Regions from separate parts of the Homo sapiens genome. Here region 2 is linked to region 1. The links are chromatin contacts, found by Hi-C in ENCODE. All regions are on one chromosome and are shown on one strand. The core of a region is the stretch at or near the end of the contact, and the rest is flanking DNA. Distances in the headings are between cores, read along the strand shown.

The links. A loop is a pair of places that touch in the nucleus more often than their neighbours do. Pooled maps may share reads with other maps.
Region 2: a loop to region 1 is called in a map of heart left ventricle, with 2.3 times the contacts of the local background. The contact joins two enhancer-like sites. A Hi-C loop is called at or near these places in 1 of 168 maps with a recorded cell type or tissue (heart left ventricle) and 1 of 50 pooled maps.

The regions. Positions count from the first base shown.
Region 1 is chr18:33,752,025-33,759,455 of GRCh38, forward strand. No RefSeq gene overlaps it. Among named protein-coding and RNA genes, the nearest start is that of ASXL3, 180 kb to the left of the region's middle. Within about 2 kb of position 4,372, at least 2 of the 41 ENCODE cell types and tissues checked have a DNase peak (open chromatin) inside an H3K27ac peak, as active enhancers do.
Region 2 is chr18:33,798,972-33,806,402 of GRCh38, forward strand. No RefSeq gene overlaps it. Among named protein-coding and RNA genes, the nearest start is that of ASXL3, 220 kb to the left of the region's middle. Within about 2 kb of position 4,185, at least 4 of the 41 ENCODE cell types and tissues checked have a DNase peak (open chromatin) inside an H3K27ac peak, as active enhancers do.

The DNA of each region.
Region 1 (7,431 bases), core at 3,122-5,621:
TTAAAAATTTTTTCTCATTGCATTACCCCACAGGCATTATCTAGTCCAAAACCTATTAGGATAAAACTGAACAGCTCAGCATTCTCTAAGCTGTCGCTTAGTGAAACTTATCTGAATGCTTGTGTGTTTTTATTTTCATAAAAGTACAATGACACAATTCTTGTATAAATGTGCCATTATTTTTAATACAATAATGTAGCCTAATTTGAATTATAATTTATGTTAGGATCTAAAGTATTTATTTGTATCCATCATAGCACTTATCAAAGAACAAGTGATTTATCCAGTATTTATTCACATAAATACTTCATTGTAATCAAACATAATTATGTTATTTACAAGGAACCCAGCTAGCAGTGTAGTTGATAGAACAGTTTTGGGCTTCTTGCTAGAGAAGAGAATTGAACAGAAATCCTAGAAAGTGTTTCACATCCCATAAAATTATTTGAAGTCTTTCTTTAACTGTAGATCGCCTAGACTGAATATTTCAAGTGAAGATCACACACAGTGCTTCACAGTGATCTGCAAAAATGAAAAGTTGAAATAATCAAATGTCACAACTAATTTAGAAGTCTAAATTGAGTGATGAACCCAGTACTCATCCCTATAGAAACTTTTAACCAAGTTGCCAATGTAACTACCATAGACTCACTACTTAGAGGAAAATCACCTGAGTTAACAAAACAAAGGTTGAAGTTTTGACCATTTTATTTAACCAGTTTTAAGTTCTGCAACTATAGTAAATATCCCATTGTGCTACCTGAATATAAGTAAAGCATGTATTAAAAATATTTAGCAATCTTGTAAGGGTCAACCAACCAATCTAAACACATGCTACACAAAAGAAGTGGCCCTATAAAAACAAATCAGTGAAGAATGGCTGAATGTCAGTTCTGTGAATGAAGGAGCCCCCTGAGTCTGCTTTTATCGGTAGTTTGGATTTTTACGTAGTACCTTCATTGCATTTATGGGAAAGTCTGTTTCGGAGGTACTTTCTTTTTTAAGCTAAAATTACCAGCTAAAGTCTCATTTAAAAATTTTTATTCATTGTAATTCACAAATTATAGTTGTACATATTTATGGGGTAAAAAGTGATGTTACAATTTATGAATACAATATGGAGTAGTTAAATCAAGCTAGTGAACGTATTCATCTCAAATACTTGTTTTTGTGGTGAGAATATTTGAAATGTACTGAGCAGTTTTGAAGTGTACAGGTCCTTATTTACTATACTCACCATGCTGTGCAAATGGACACTCCTCATAAGTAACAACTTGGCCCGAGAGTGGGGGCACCAGCTACTTTAAAACAAGGTCTCGGACACTTGAAGTTATACACATTCCATCTCATTTTCTATAGGGTCATCACAAAGTCTTTATTTGTCAAAAGTTCGTAAATGGAAAATAGATTTCACTTTTGATTCAACCTGTATCTGTAGTTTCATATTGTGATTTTATTTCAGGAAAACACTGTGCCCAGAATCTTCATTCTTCAATGAAGAAGGAACACAGAGGGACCTCAAAGGAGTGCAGAACTATGGTTCTGTTTTCTTTGATTGATTTCAATGTACAATTCTGGGATGTTACAGCGTCGCCTAGATATAGCAAAGTGTGACTGACCTCAGTAACTGTAGAAAATGTGAGCTTTTCCTGGGTTTTTCTCTCCTCCAATAGGTGACAACATTTATGTGTGTCCATTTATATAGAAATGAAACATTTCCTACTGTAATATAAACATCATTTGCAAATCAGTTTGTCTTAAATTGAGGATTTGAAAGGGTTGGCGTAGGAGTAGGGACAGTGTTCTATAATGGCTTCTAAGTGGAAGCCACTAACACATTTTATACCCCTTCTTCCCTTAACCTGTAAGCTCAGTGTAGATTTCGTTTTTTCTTTCAGTGCATATTTTTGATAAAATCTTTACATCTCCAGGAAGAAAAGTAAAAGCAATGAAAAATTAGCTGGTAGCTTAGAAAACCTCAACAAATTTTAAAGCTTTTAAAAACTATATTCAGAGTAGGACTCTATGGATAATCTGTTACCTCTCCTCGATAAATACTCACTGAACGTCCTCACCTTTTGTCCATCAGAAAGACTGTGAGATCGGTAACAGCCAGTTTCTTTCTTCTTCTTCATATGTTGATACTGGAAAGGTCTTTGGTAGAAACTTTCCTGTCCAAAAAGATTTGCTTGGCAACAACTGGGAATAATCAAAGCTACCAGTCCTTACAATTCCAGTTTTATAATTGTGACTTTCAGTAATATTATTACCTTAAAAAATAAATCTAAAGAAGACGTCACGATCTGAATATGGAGATTTTACAAGTTCCCTTCATATCGATAAACTTTGAAGAGTTTTAAGTGTATACTACAGCGATTTTCCAGAGCTGTTCCAAAAAGGCTTTATTAAAAAATACTCATTTAGAAATAATTGATAACATTAAAAATAATTTATTAAATTATTTAAAATAACAGTTAACATTATTTTAAAATGGGTATTAAAAAAGATTAAAAAGTAATAGTTGATAACATTGAAGGTATTAACAAATAATTTTAAAATAATTGATAATATTAGTGAAATGCAGTGTAACAAGTGCCGCAAAGCATTTTACAGGTATTATCACATTTATTCTTAAAAAAAAACTATAAAGGAAGCACCATTATTATATCTATGTAATAAATAAGGAATCTGAGGCTTAGAGAGCTTAAAGTTAAGAACACTCAGCTAAGATTTGGGGTATAAAGATTTATCAGAAACAAAAGCCCATCCTCTTACCTGCTAGAAGATGCAATGGCTGCTGCACAGATTTTGCTAACTCCTGGGGATTCCAAGAAAAATCAGAGGGTCTCAGACCTTGAAAAAAATATAGGTTAGTGGGAAAAACAATAAAATAATGTGACAAAAATATAACCAAGACGTGCAAGGTTCAATAAGGAAGGAAGCAACCAAGTGGGTGAAACTAGGGTTGCCAGTGGCTGAGAATGAGACCTCTAGAAGGGCACATGTTTCCCCTCATCTGCCATGGTTTAAGGGCAGTACCACGGGGCAGGAGAGCAAGTTCTTCCCCATCAGTATACCAGTTACTTTCCTGGAACAGGGTTCATCAATAATGAGACTCTTTTTTTCTGATAATGATCTTTTTGAGTTTTATGACCGTCCACTAGAGAAAAAAAAATCAAGCTTGTAAAGAATTAAAGTTAGTTTTATTCAGAAGTCTTACTGGGGACTGTAGACTGAGGACTATAGCCCTGGAGAGATCTTTCAGAGAGGTTCCATCAGACTATTCCAAAACTGTTTTGGCTCATTGCTTATATACAGGCAGTGAAGGTTCAGTACGTGCAAAATCATATCAAATTTTGGGTGCAAGAGTACATCTGGTTATAGACAGTAGAGGCATAATCACTGACCCTGTCAGACATTATCTTATTATAGGAAAAGGCAAGGTCTAGGGTCATTTATCCTTTAAGGAATATGGTGACTTCATTCAAGAGATGTGGGAACCGTGTGCTCTATCCAGTTTTGTCCTCAAAGCATTCTTCCAGAGAACTGCATCTTGTCACAGAGTCAGGGGCTTTGTGAAATTATGCTGGCAGGCAGAAGTGAGCAAACATGGCTTTCTATATTTACTACTTTGTCTCACAGATCTTTTACATAGTTCAGAGCTCTGTCCCCAAAGCCTTCTTTCATGAATCTAGGAATTTGTTCAGATGTTGGTAATGTTAATAATTGACGTTTTAAAAGTTAACATATTGAAACAATATTTACGGTGCCTGATGTCCTTGGTGGTCATTGACTCTTTAATACTTTTTAAAAAATATAAAACATATTCCTGTATGTAAAAGTTAACTAGTGTTACAGAGACTGTTACCGAAACCAATGCCAAAAAATGGAGTATCTTGATATAAATTGCAATGTGAGCAATTAATTTTTTTAAAAGAGAAGAAATTGCTTCTGACTATTCATATTAATAGGTTTCAAATAAGAAAACAAAGAGTTACACATGCAAGCTGCAAGTTTGGATTGAAGTCAGGGAACTTATAAATGTGTCATGCAGTACTTTTGAGAAATAAAAGCTCCCCACTCTGCTGGTGATCACAGAAGGAAAATATTTTGATCATTGCAGAAAATGAAAAAGCATACAAGAGTCATCCAGCTGATAACACCAAGATATATATAGTGCCAGAGATTAGCTTCACCTGTATCAGTATTTTTCCAAGAAATGCTCGCCTGTTTAAGTGAATCCTACCACTCTCTTAATTCCACACTGGTGACTGAGGACATAAGCGATGACTGTCACTCCATAGAGAAGCCTCGTCTGTAGCACCAAGTGGTCCACGCTGCATTGTCATCCTGCCCCAGCTGTGAGAGCATGACGTTGGGTGATTCACATTCCTGCTCCGTGTCTGACTCATCATCTTGCCCACAGGCCAAACCCATCTTTTATCACCTCTTGCTTGCAAATATTTATCTTAAAGCCATCTGGCAACCTAATGTTTTAAGTATCTTGATAAGTATTTATTTGAAGATATTGTGAAACTAAGAAATTTTAAGTTTAGATTTAGTGAGAAATTGCATTTTCCTATTTTCAAAAAGAGATATTTTAACTTCCCTTTCTACTTAAGTAAAACATGTCATCTCACTGAATATAAAAAGACCTCACTCCTTGACCTTTAATACTTGTCAAGGGATTCTAAAGATGAAGGCACTTTCAGTGCCAAAATTCATCCAACGTTCAAAAGCAAAAATTTTTTTCATCACCATCTCTATGCTAGGCCCTGAATTACAGGGAATACATGGTTTTTCTCATGACTTGATTTTTCAAGAAAATTTGAACCATAAAACATTATCATAAGGTGGAAGAAATTTATCAGAAATGCCATTCAAATGTACCTTTCTGGGCCATCCTATTTTCCAGAACAGCTTGCATATGGATGGAGAGAATAATTGAGGAATGCAAGTTCTGAAAAGATGTCTCTTTTGAAGTTATATTTAATTTCCAGACTGCTTTATCCAGGCTCAGAGTCAAAATATTTAGCAATATAGTAGAAGATGCAAAATAGTTTTCTGCATCTTCTATTGGGGAAACTATACTTTCTAATATAAAATGGAGAGAAAGAAAGAAAAACTCCTATATATGGAGAATGGTTTGTCATCAAATTTGGCTCATCTGGAGAAAACAGCACAGATGGTCTAGCTTGCTTCAGGACTGCAGTTTCGTGCCATGCATGATTCACCAGAGAAGGTAAATCAGCATCTGCTCATTTCATTTTGTGTTCACTGTTGTAGTAATAGGTAGTAATGTGCATTAACATTCTTTTGTTGCTAGACCTTAGCAAGCAAATGAGTGTTATTTTCTAGCTAAATTAGAGACTATTTTTTCTATAGTTTTACATTCAGATTAATGAAGCAATGCTGAAAAAAATAAAACCACCTTTGCCCGCTTACTAAGATTTGGGACCTCTTCACTTGGAACACCCTTTGGTCAAGACCTAAAAGTAATTTCCTTCTTTTTTTTTTTTTTTTTTTTTTTTTAAGAAAAAGACTATCAAAGTAATTTCTCAGAAAGGAAAAACTGGGCTCTGTAATCAGTTATTCTAACACATGGTTGTTTATTAAAATATGGTCATGGGACATTTCTGTTTGTGACTGTGAAGGTGGATTTTAAAACATCCTTCCACACACGGATTTGACCTGTTTTTATGTTTCATAGTTGGCTCATATAAATATTACAAAAAATGAATGTTAACTTTAATAATGGAAAAATATGATTTCCTGACTCATAGTTTAGCAAATAGATTTATGCAAATCTGATGAAGTTAGTTTCTGTGTGGAAAGCAAATGTCTTTCTGGACTGTGCACGATACAGATCCCTATATTCCTTTTTGGTCATTCCCTGAGTTATATCTTATGGTTACAGGGAGCTACAATTCATTTATGGTGAGCCTTATCTATCTCTGGACTAAAAGTTACTGAAGAGAAGTTGTAGTATCTCTTCTACTTTGGTATCTGTAGTAGCTTCCATCGTGCGTAACATAGGGATAGTTCATTAATACACACAAGAAATGTTTGTATCATAGATTCCTCTTTGCTAGGGCATGACAGAGATACTGTGGGTACCACAGTGAACAAATTGTCATCATTCTTGAGCTTTTATTCCAGTGGATGGAGACAGGTAACAAAGAGAGAAATACAAAACATGTATAGTATATTTGAAAGTGATAAGTGCTATAAAGGAAAACAAAGCATTGTAAGTACATAAAAAAAAATCAAAGTATGGAGGTTGTAATGTATAAAGGGTTCCCAGAGAAGGCCTGGCTGAAAAGGTGCTATGAACTGAAATGTGGCCCCCCTACCAAATTCATAAGCTGAACCTCTATACCCAATGTAACTGTATGTGGATATAAGACCTATAATGAGGTAATTAAACTTAAATAAGGTCATAATGGTGGGGCTGTAATCCAAGAAAATTGGTGTCCTTATAAGAAGAGTGAGACACCAGATATCTCTCTGTCCATGTGAGCATGGAGGAAAGACCATGTGAGGACACAGAAAGAAGGCTGCCATCTGCAAGCCAGAAAGAGAGACCTCTCCAGAAACCAACCCTGCTGGCACTTTGATTTTGGACTTCCAGCATCCAGAACTGTGAGAAAATAAATTTCTATTGTTGAAGCCACCAGTCCATGGTATTCTGTTGTGCAGCCCAAGATAATTGAGAGGGAAAGAATATTTGCGTAGAGAATGGAAGAAAGTGTGAAGGTGTGGGACCATGTCAAGTGGACAACAAGTGGAGAGACTTCCCATGCAGAGGCAGAAACAAATGTAAGGCTCTGGATCCCAGTGTACTATGGTAGGTAATTAAAATAAAATTACTCTCAGAATCTCCTACTAAGAAGAGGAGGCTCCTATAGAAGGTAAGATAATGAACTTGTAAGGCTGTCTGTTTATCAAGGTTCTTGCATGAGTGATGAGATCAGCTATTTTCGAAGACCTAACTTGACAAAAAGTATAACTTTTTCAGTAAATGATTTAAATTATTTATTTTTCCTTTGCCCATGTCATTAGACTTCTAAGGAAAAGTTGGATTATTTATTCACCAAGCAAGATAATAAAGGGCCTTATGTATTAATCATTTTATCTCAGGCTTTGCTAGATCTAAAGCCACCTCTGAGAACTAAGAAGTTGGTTTTCTCATTTTCAGATAAAGTAAGAGTCAAAGATACTAAGTCAACTGAAGGAATCCACTTTCTCCAAAGGTCCTGCCCTTTATAAACCATGAGTTTTAGGTAAATGTCAGCGTGCGTGGACTGCTCCAGTCTTCTTTGTTGTGAGTAGCTGTACTTTTTTCTTTTCTTTAGAGGCAGGTCCCCACTCTGTCACTCAGGCTGGAATGCAGTAGTGTATCATGGCTCACTGTAACCTCAAACTCCAGGG
Region 2 (7,431 bases), core at 2,935-5,434, 47 kb after region 1:
AATATTAACAGATCCAGCTATGCTATCACAGAGCAGTCAAAGAAGGGTGAGTTTGGAACCAAGATAAATTGATCAGTGGCACAGGAGAAAATTGAAGTAAATTCTCATTTTGTATACAAAGTAGGGTATTCCATGACAGTGGACTGTGACAATTTCCTCCTCTGGTGCCTTCCTCTGCTTGAAAACCCTTTGGTAACTTTAACTGGAGCAAATGGTTTGGAAATGTAAATGCCGGCTCATGCACAAAACCAAACAAGTAAATAAACCAACCAGAGAAGAGATAAAATGGAATCATAATAGTGCTGAATTAACTCAAAAATAAGCAGGAAAACAAGAAATAGGGGATATTATGAATATTATATATAACATCATGCCAAAAAACTTGACATCTTAAATGTGAATGTAGTTCACAAATATTTGCATTTAAATGTTTCTAGCATCTTATTCACAGTAGCCAAACAATTGGTTACAACCTAAATGTCTTTGAACAGATGAGTAAATGAACAACTTATGGTACATAACGCAGTGAAATACTAGTCAGCAATAACAATGAATGAAGTACTGATACACAAAATCACATGGATGACTCTCACAAACATTCTTGGACAAAACAGCCTGAAAAAAGTATATATGCTGTATGCTTCCATTTCTATGAATTTCTATAACAGATGAAATTAAATATAGCTTCTGAATTTAGATCAGTGGTTGCTTGCTGGAAAAGAAAGGGGAAGTGAGGATTATTGGCATGAGAGAACTTTCTTGGGGAATGGAAATATTCCATATCTTAAGATGGTAGTTATATAAGTATATACATTGGTTGAAATGCATTCAACTGTATGTTTAAAACCCATGTGTTTTATCATAGGTAAATTATACCTAATTGAACCTGACTAAATTTTTAATGCAATAATTATGTAGGCTCTGTTAGGTATAAGGCAAAAAGCCTTAACACGACATCATTTCATGGAACTTACAAAAGTTCTTTCTTTTCCACGTAGATGTTGGCCTTCCCTATCAGTTATCTTTAAAAACATTTTGAAACTGGTTTTGATTTAAGGAAGAGTAATATTTTCACAGAGTTTTGTTCTTTTGTTGGTTTTGAAAATACACAGCCACAACTATGTTTAAGAGAATTGGCACGTGCAGAGGTGGACAATAAGCCTCAAGCATTCACTCTCGTCCTTCTCAGATATTTGACACAGTAGTCTCTTGAATGTCAATTTGTTATTTTCTTTGTACAGATGAAAACTTTGAAGCTCAGAAGGCCATATGTTCTCAGACTCACATACAAAGACACAAAAACTCTGGGATTCAGGTGTAGTAATGCCCCCCTTTCATTTTTATGAATAATTAGTTTTCCTTGTATGATTCTATTTATGTACCTCAAGTACTTGTCCATATATTTCAGGAACAAAGAGTGTATTCCTGCCCTACTCCTTCAGAAAAAGCCCTAGAGTTAGGGATGTTTTAAATCCTAGTTTATTGCTGATTATAGACAGATTTAGAGGATAGCAAGAAGCTCTTCAGTTTTTAATATACATAAGATTTTAAAAAACGATATCAGCGGCAATAAATTGAAAGACACCTCAATTTTCTAATTGTACACAAAACTATTTTAGCCTATTTGTTCTTTATTTTAAAAGGTATACTTCCATAGGATAAAATAAAAGGGACATTACATAACACAAATAAAATATTTTAATGTTTATAAACTCCAAAGACTCCTGAATCTTGGTATAATCCAGATCATGATACTGGCCTTTTGTTTCTACCTTAAATATATGTTTTTCTTGTGATATTGCTGCAGATATTAAAAGAGAGGATAGAGGAAGAGGAAAAGTTGGAATGATTTTTGCTATTTTCTTAACATGTCATTTATATAATCTATAGATCTTGGCTAAAAGCATCTAATTGTTCTTTGGAAATTTGACAGCCTGGATTCAATGAGCCACTAGAGGTTTCCCCCATCAATTTCTTAGTACATTTATCTCAGTGTGTATATTTCGGTCTTTTAGTGGTTAGTATGACTCAAGAGATGGTCTAAAATGGAAAATTTACATTTTTGTCATTATTCTTCAATTATTATGTATGAGGCACATAACATATGTTACTTTATTTAAAACATGAATATATAAGCTTGATGTAGCGAATTGATCAGCTGCATCAAGAATGTTATAAAATATAGTTATTAGGTTTAGTAACAACTTTGGAGAGTTGTTACATAATTCTTAGAAATGTTAAAGTGGAAAAAGAAATATACTTTGATTTTGCAGAAACACTCTAGCAAATCAATAGTAATAAATAATTAACTTACTTCATTGGAAAAATTCCTCAACCTCAGACTAACTCACAATTGCATTATTCTTTTTGATCAAATGGTATAAACAAGCCATAGGCAAAACGTTCTGTTGGCTTTAGGATTTGAAACAGATTTTTGATCATTTGCCTGCAGGCCTATCCAATCTTTGTTCTACTGGGTTAAGAATTCAGTGTGCTTATGATGAGAATTAAAGAACCTAAAACATATTCGAGTACATTTTCACTCATGGTTCACAATATTCCATTTATCTCTCTCCATCTCAAGGCTCAGTTTATATTGTTTGTATGTTTTTCTTTGTTGAAAATATATTTTCTCTCTGATAAGCCAAACCCTCTGTTGTATCATTTTTAGAAACCAGCCAAATCACAAGAAGACTTGTTCTGGGGATTAAACAACACACAAATAAATGCATGCTAAAACCCAGTTGTATTAGCCCATTCTCACCCTGCTAATAAAGACATACCAAAAACTGGGTAATTTATAAAGCAAAGGAGGTTTAAAGGATTCACAATTCCATGTTGCTGGGGAGGCCTCACAATCATGGCAGAAGGTGAAGGAGGAGCAAAGGCACGTCTTTCATGGTGGCAGGCAAGACAGCATGTGTAGGGGAACTGCCCTACATCAGATTTTTATCTGATCATCAGATTTCATGAGACTTATTCACTATCAGGAGAACAGCATGGGAAAACCCACCCCCATGATTCAATTACCTCCCACTGGGGCCCTCCCACAACACATAGAGATTATGGGAGCTACAATTCAAGATGAGATTTGGGTGGGGACACAGCCAAACTGTATCACCAGTTAATTGTCATCTGATGTCGTTGAGACTATTACTTGATTTGCTCTTTAAAATCACCTTATGGAGTTTGTCTTTCCCCACCTAGAAGTTGTGATGTGCATGTGTATGTTCCAGTCAAATCCAATGCTTTATCCACTAGGAGGGACTTCTACAGTTTGTAGAAGTTGTGAACAAGGGGGAGAATGGTCATGAACGCTTTCGGGCTGTATTTCTCCATTGCCCCTTGCTTCTCCATTTTTCTGGACTATATTCCCTAAAGCCTAAACTGTGTTTCTTACTGTGCCTAGGAACTGATCCTGCTAAATAAGAACAGTGTATGTATGTATGTGGAGGCTGAGAAGGACTTTCCAGTGAGAGTCAGAGTTAAATTTGACTTCACTTTCGCTTGGCTGCTACAGCTGAGTTTCCTCGTCTCACTACACGGTGAGAAGATACCCATCCAAGGCCATAAAACACTGAAAATTGTATTTTTGAAAAGCCCAGCTGTTACATTGTATATAAAAATATTTTGTTTTATCGTCTCATTTTTTTCTGTTCACAGAGGCTAAAAGGTTGGGTCTTTGGTCAGTGGTAGAAAGTTTATTTGCTCTAGTCCCATTCTTCATTGTAGACTTCTAAAGAGGAATCACTGATAACACAGAATATGGGAAATTAGAGCCAAGTCATCTTTTCTCATTAGCATTCTCAAAAGAAGACAGAGGAGGGAAAGAGAAAGAACTAGAAGGAACTGCCCATAAGAAAAATTTAACTCTTCAAATTTTCATATAAAGGGGCTGAATTCGATGCCCTCAAAAGGCAACTAAGGGGCAGATATTACATATCTGGGGGAAGGATCAATACTGAGGGACTGCTGCTCATCTCCTAGGCCACTTGCATTAGGACAAGCTGTCTAAGTTACATGGGGGTCACCTGACTGGCCAATGTTAAGGTCAGGATTTTGTTCCAGCAGGTGCAAAACCTGTTGTTTACTTAACAATGTTGGCAGCAGCAGCTGCTGCTGCTTGTGCTGTTTCAAAGCAATTAAAGAGTGTGCTGTTTTTGAGGAGGTTGCCAGGTGCTGGCTGCCCCGTGTGCTGTGACAGGCGGGGTGAAATTTCATGGAAACACCTGCCAGCCTCCAAGACAGACCTGTACTAACTGGCTATTATGTACATAGCATTTAATCTTGTGTGGGTTTAGCTGACAGAGCAGGAAGTATGGCTATACCATCCTCCACCAAGGGCTGAAGTGATATGATATGTAAGCACTTTCTTACTTGCCATTGTTGACAAGCATATTTTGAGTAATAAGAGAATTTTATGACTTTACATTTATCAGCTATGTTTGGAGAACATAGAAACACCTCAAATAGAAAAATAGTGTTATTTAAAGACATAACATTTTAGTTATTAATTATCATTTACCAAACTGATTTATAAAACAATAGTGCTATCAAACAATTTTCTCCCAATGCTGAGAAGCTTCTCACTATCTTTCGCTTTATTAACAACTTTCTTCTTAGAATAGCTGACTTGGGAAAAATACCTTAATTCTCATACTAGAAATAAAATAAATAAAAAGAATCACCACAGCTTTTGAATTTATTTGTTTTGGGAAATATATATGTAACTTGGGGCCTTTAGTTTCCTTTTCACAAGCAATAGAAAATTCCTTGTGGAAGAAATAGAAACTTAAAAATTTTCTGAAGGTTAGATCACAACTTTCTTTTTGGTGAAGTAATCCCAGATGAACTCAGGAGACACATACAGACGTCCTTTTAAAACAAACTTGCCAAGCCTTAGCCATCTACCATGAAAACGTTTTTCCATCAATTTTAGAATTGTAGAAACTCAATGAATTCAAAAAGGAGGTCCAGCGATGCTATCTTAAAGCTGTCTCCTATTTTTTTTTAAGTTTTCCATTGAAAATGTGCCTCATATTCTGTTCATAGACAAGGGAGCCATACAGAGCTAACAGTTTGAAGTATCTGAAATGTATCTTCAACCTACCTACCCTGTATATACCCCTCTCTCCCATTTACTTTCCTCTATTAAAACTGCCCCCCCCAGAAGGAAATATAACTTATGCTTACTAAAGCATCAATGATAGCTATAGAATATTCTGTTACATCTCCCTAAAACATTTGCATTTTAGGGAAAAATAATATATATTAACTCAAAGGTAAATATTTTTTAAAAAACAAACATAATTCTGAAATGCTAACAAGAGTGCAGAGAAAGGAGGAATTTGGGAAGCAAAGGTATTTGTGGTTTGCATGCACATTATTCATAACTGTCCCGTTTGTTTCAATCTCCTTGATGAAGTCGATATGTCTTGCCTTGGGAGAGACTGTGTGTTGCACAGAGGAGCAGTAACTTGAGTCTCAGTTTGGCCAGTTGCCAACTGAGTCAAGCTCCTTAAGCCTCTGTTCCTTCATCTGTAAAGATGGAGGTAACAATATCAACACCTTCAACAGAAGGCTGTTGAGGGAATTTCAGTTAAATGACAGTATATGAAAACATCCCGGATAGTACCTCTCACAAGTTAAGGCACTAGAAAAAAATGTGATTTTTTTTCCTTTGGTTAAATTCAAATATTTTTGAGCAGACCAAGTTCATTCTAGGAGCACCTTTGTTGGTTCATATTCATTGAGGTGGAAAATGGCCACATCTTGGCATTTATAGTTGTAAGTGACCACTCAGAATATGATGTATTACTTTATGTGGAAAAGCCTTTTGTGTGAAATGTCTTTCATGCCCTCCTCCCCATCGTTCAAGGAAATAGTTCATAACCATCTGATTTAATGCTCGTGAAACTCCAAGTTAGTTTTACTAACTATATCAAGCTTCATGTAACCTTCAACTTCCCGTTTCATCAGGCACAAACCTTCATTATTGTTCACCATTGTAATTAGGTAGCATTTTAAGACTGTCACAAAATAATTCAGAGGTTATTATACTGGAGGAAAAAAATGTGCTACTATTTCCAAGTTTCTGCCAGGATTCTACATTGCCTCTATCAAAAAATTTTTAAACCATGTTGAGAAGCTGATTTTTTTTAATCAGGAAAAGTACCAGGTGGCAAATATACATTTTATGTAAAATAGAATTGACCTTTTGCATTGCTGAACACAGAAACAGAAGGATAAAAGGATATGGAGTTGAAGCAGATAGAATGCACACAGGAAAAGATAATTCTCTCCTCTGGCAGTCTAATGATATACCCCCTTAGGGATACTATAAGGATTTAATGTTATCAATATGGGATAGTTGATGTATGGAAAAAGCAGAACGGTGTTTTTATAAGAAATAACATAGCCAAATAAAAGTCATTTTCTTTGTAGGGGGTCAGAAGGAAAAAGAATAATGAACTAACTACATGGTGAGTAAAAATATTGTAAAGAAAATATAGAACATATATGTAGAGAAAAATATTTAAAAATGCATTTAGAAGACTCCTGCATTATATTCACCAATACTGGGAACAATGGAGAAGTTGTTCCTTGTTTATTTTAGGTTTTAGAAAAACTCAAGGATGTGGGTTTGGCACATGTCTGTTTTTGATGCTCATTACAATTTGAGGGTATTGCTTTGTCGTTTCATTGGTGTCAGCTGCAGGTAAACAAGTATACTGGATGTGAACTGGATAATACAGTATACTTGATGGAAATAGGATATTGGATGGTTTAATGGTAAGATTAAAAGGGCCGACTTGAGCCAAACAGTCTGGCTTTGATTTATTTCAATTCCAGCTGTGTGCTCTGAGTGAGTTACTTACTTTTTCTCTTTATCGGTTTTGTCCTTACTGAAACGATATGAAATTTTATACCTCCCAGCATTACTGAAAAGATTAAATAGATAATTCAGATAAACTACCTAAAGCCTGGCTCTCAGTAAATAAACTCTAATTACTGTCTATTGCTGATAGCTATTAAGATTAGATTATTACTCATTTATTTTCTTTTAGTGAGTAATTTTCTTTAAAGAAATGATTTCTTTAAAAATCTACAACAGTTATTTTCTTTTCTTTTTTCCCCAAGACGGAGTTTTGCTCTGTCACCCAGGTTGAAGTGCAGTGGCGTGATCTCGGCTCACTGCAACCTCCGCCTTCCGCTTCAAGCGATTCTCCTGCCTCAGCTCCCAAGGAACTGGGATTACAGGTGCCCACCACTGCGCCCAGCTAATTTTTGTATTTTTAGTAATGATGGGATTTCACCATGTTGGCCAGGCTGATCTCAAACTCCTGACCGCATGATCTGCCCGCCTCAGCCTCCTAAAGTGCTGGGATTACAGGAGTGAGCCACCGCGCCCGGCCTTTCTTTCTTGCTTAC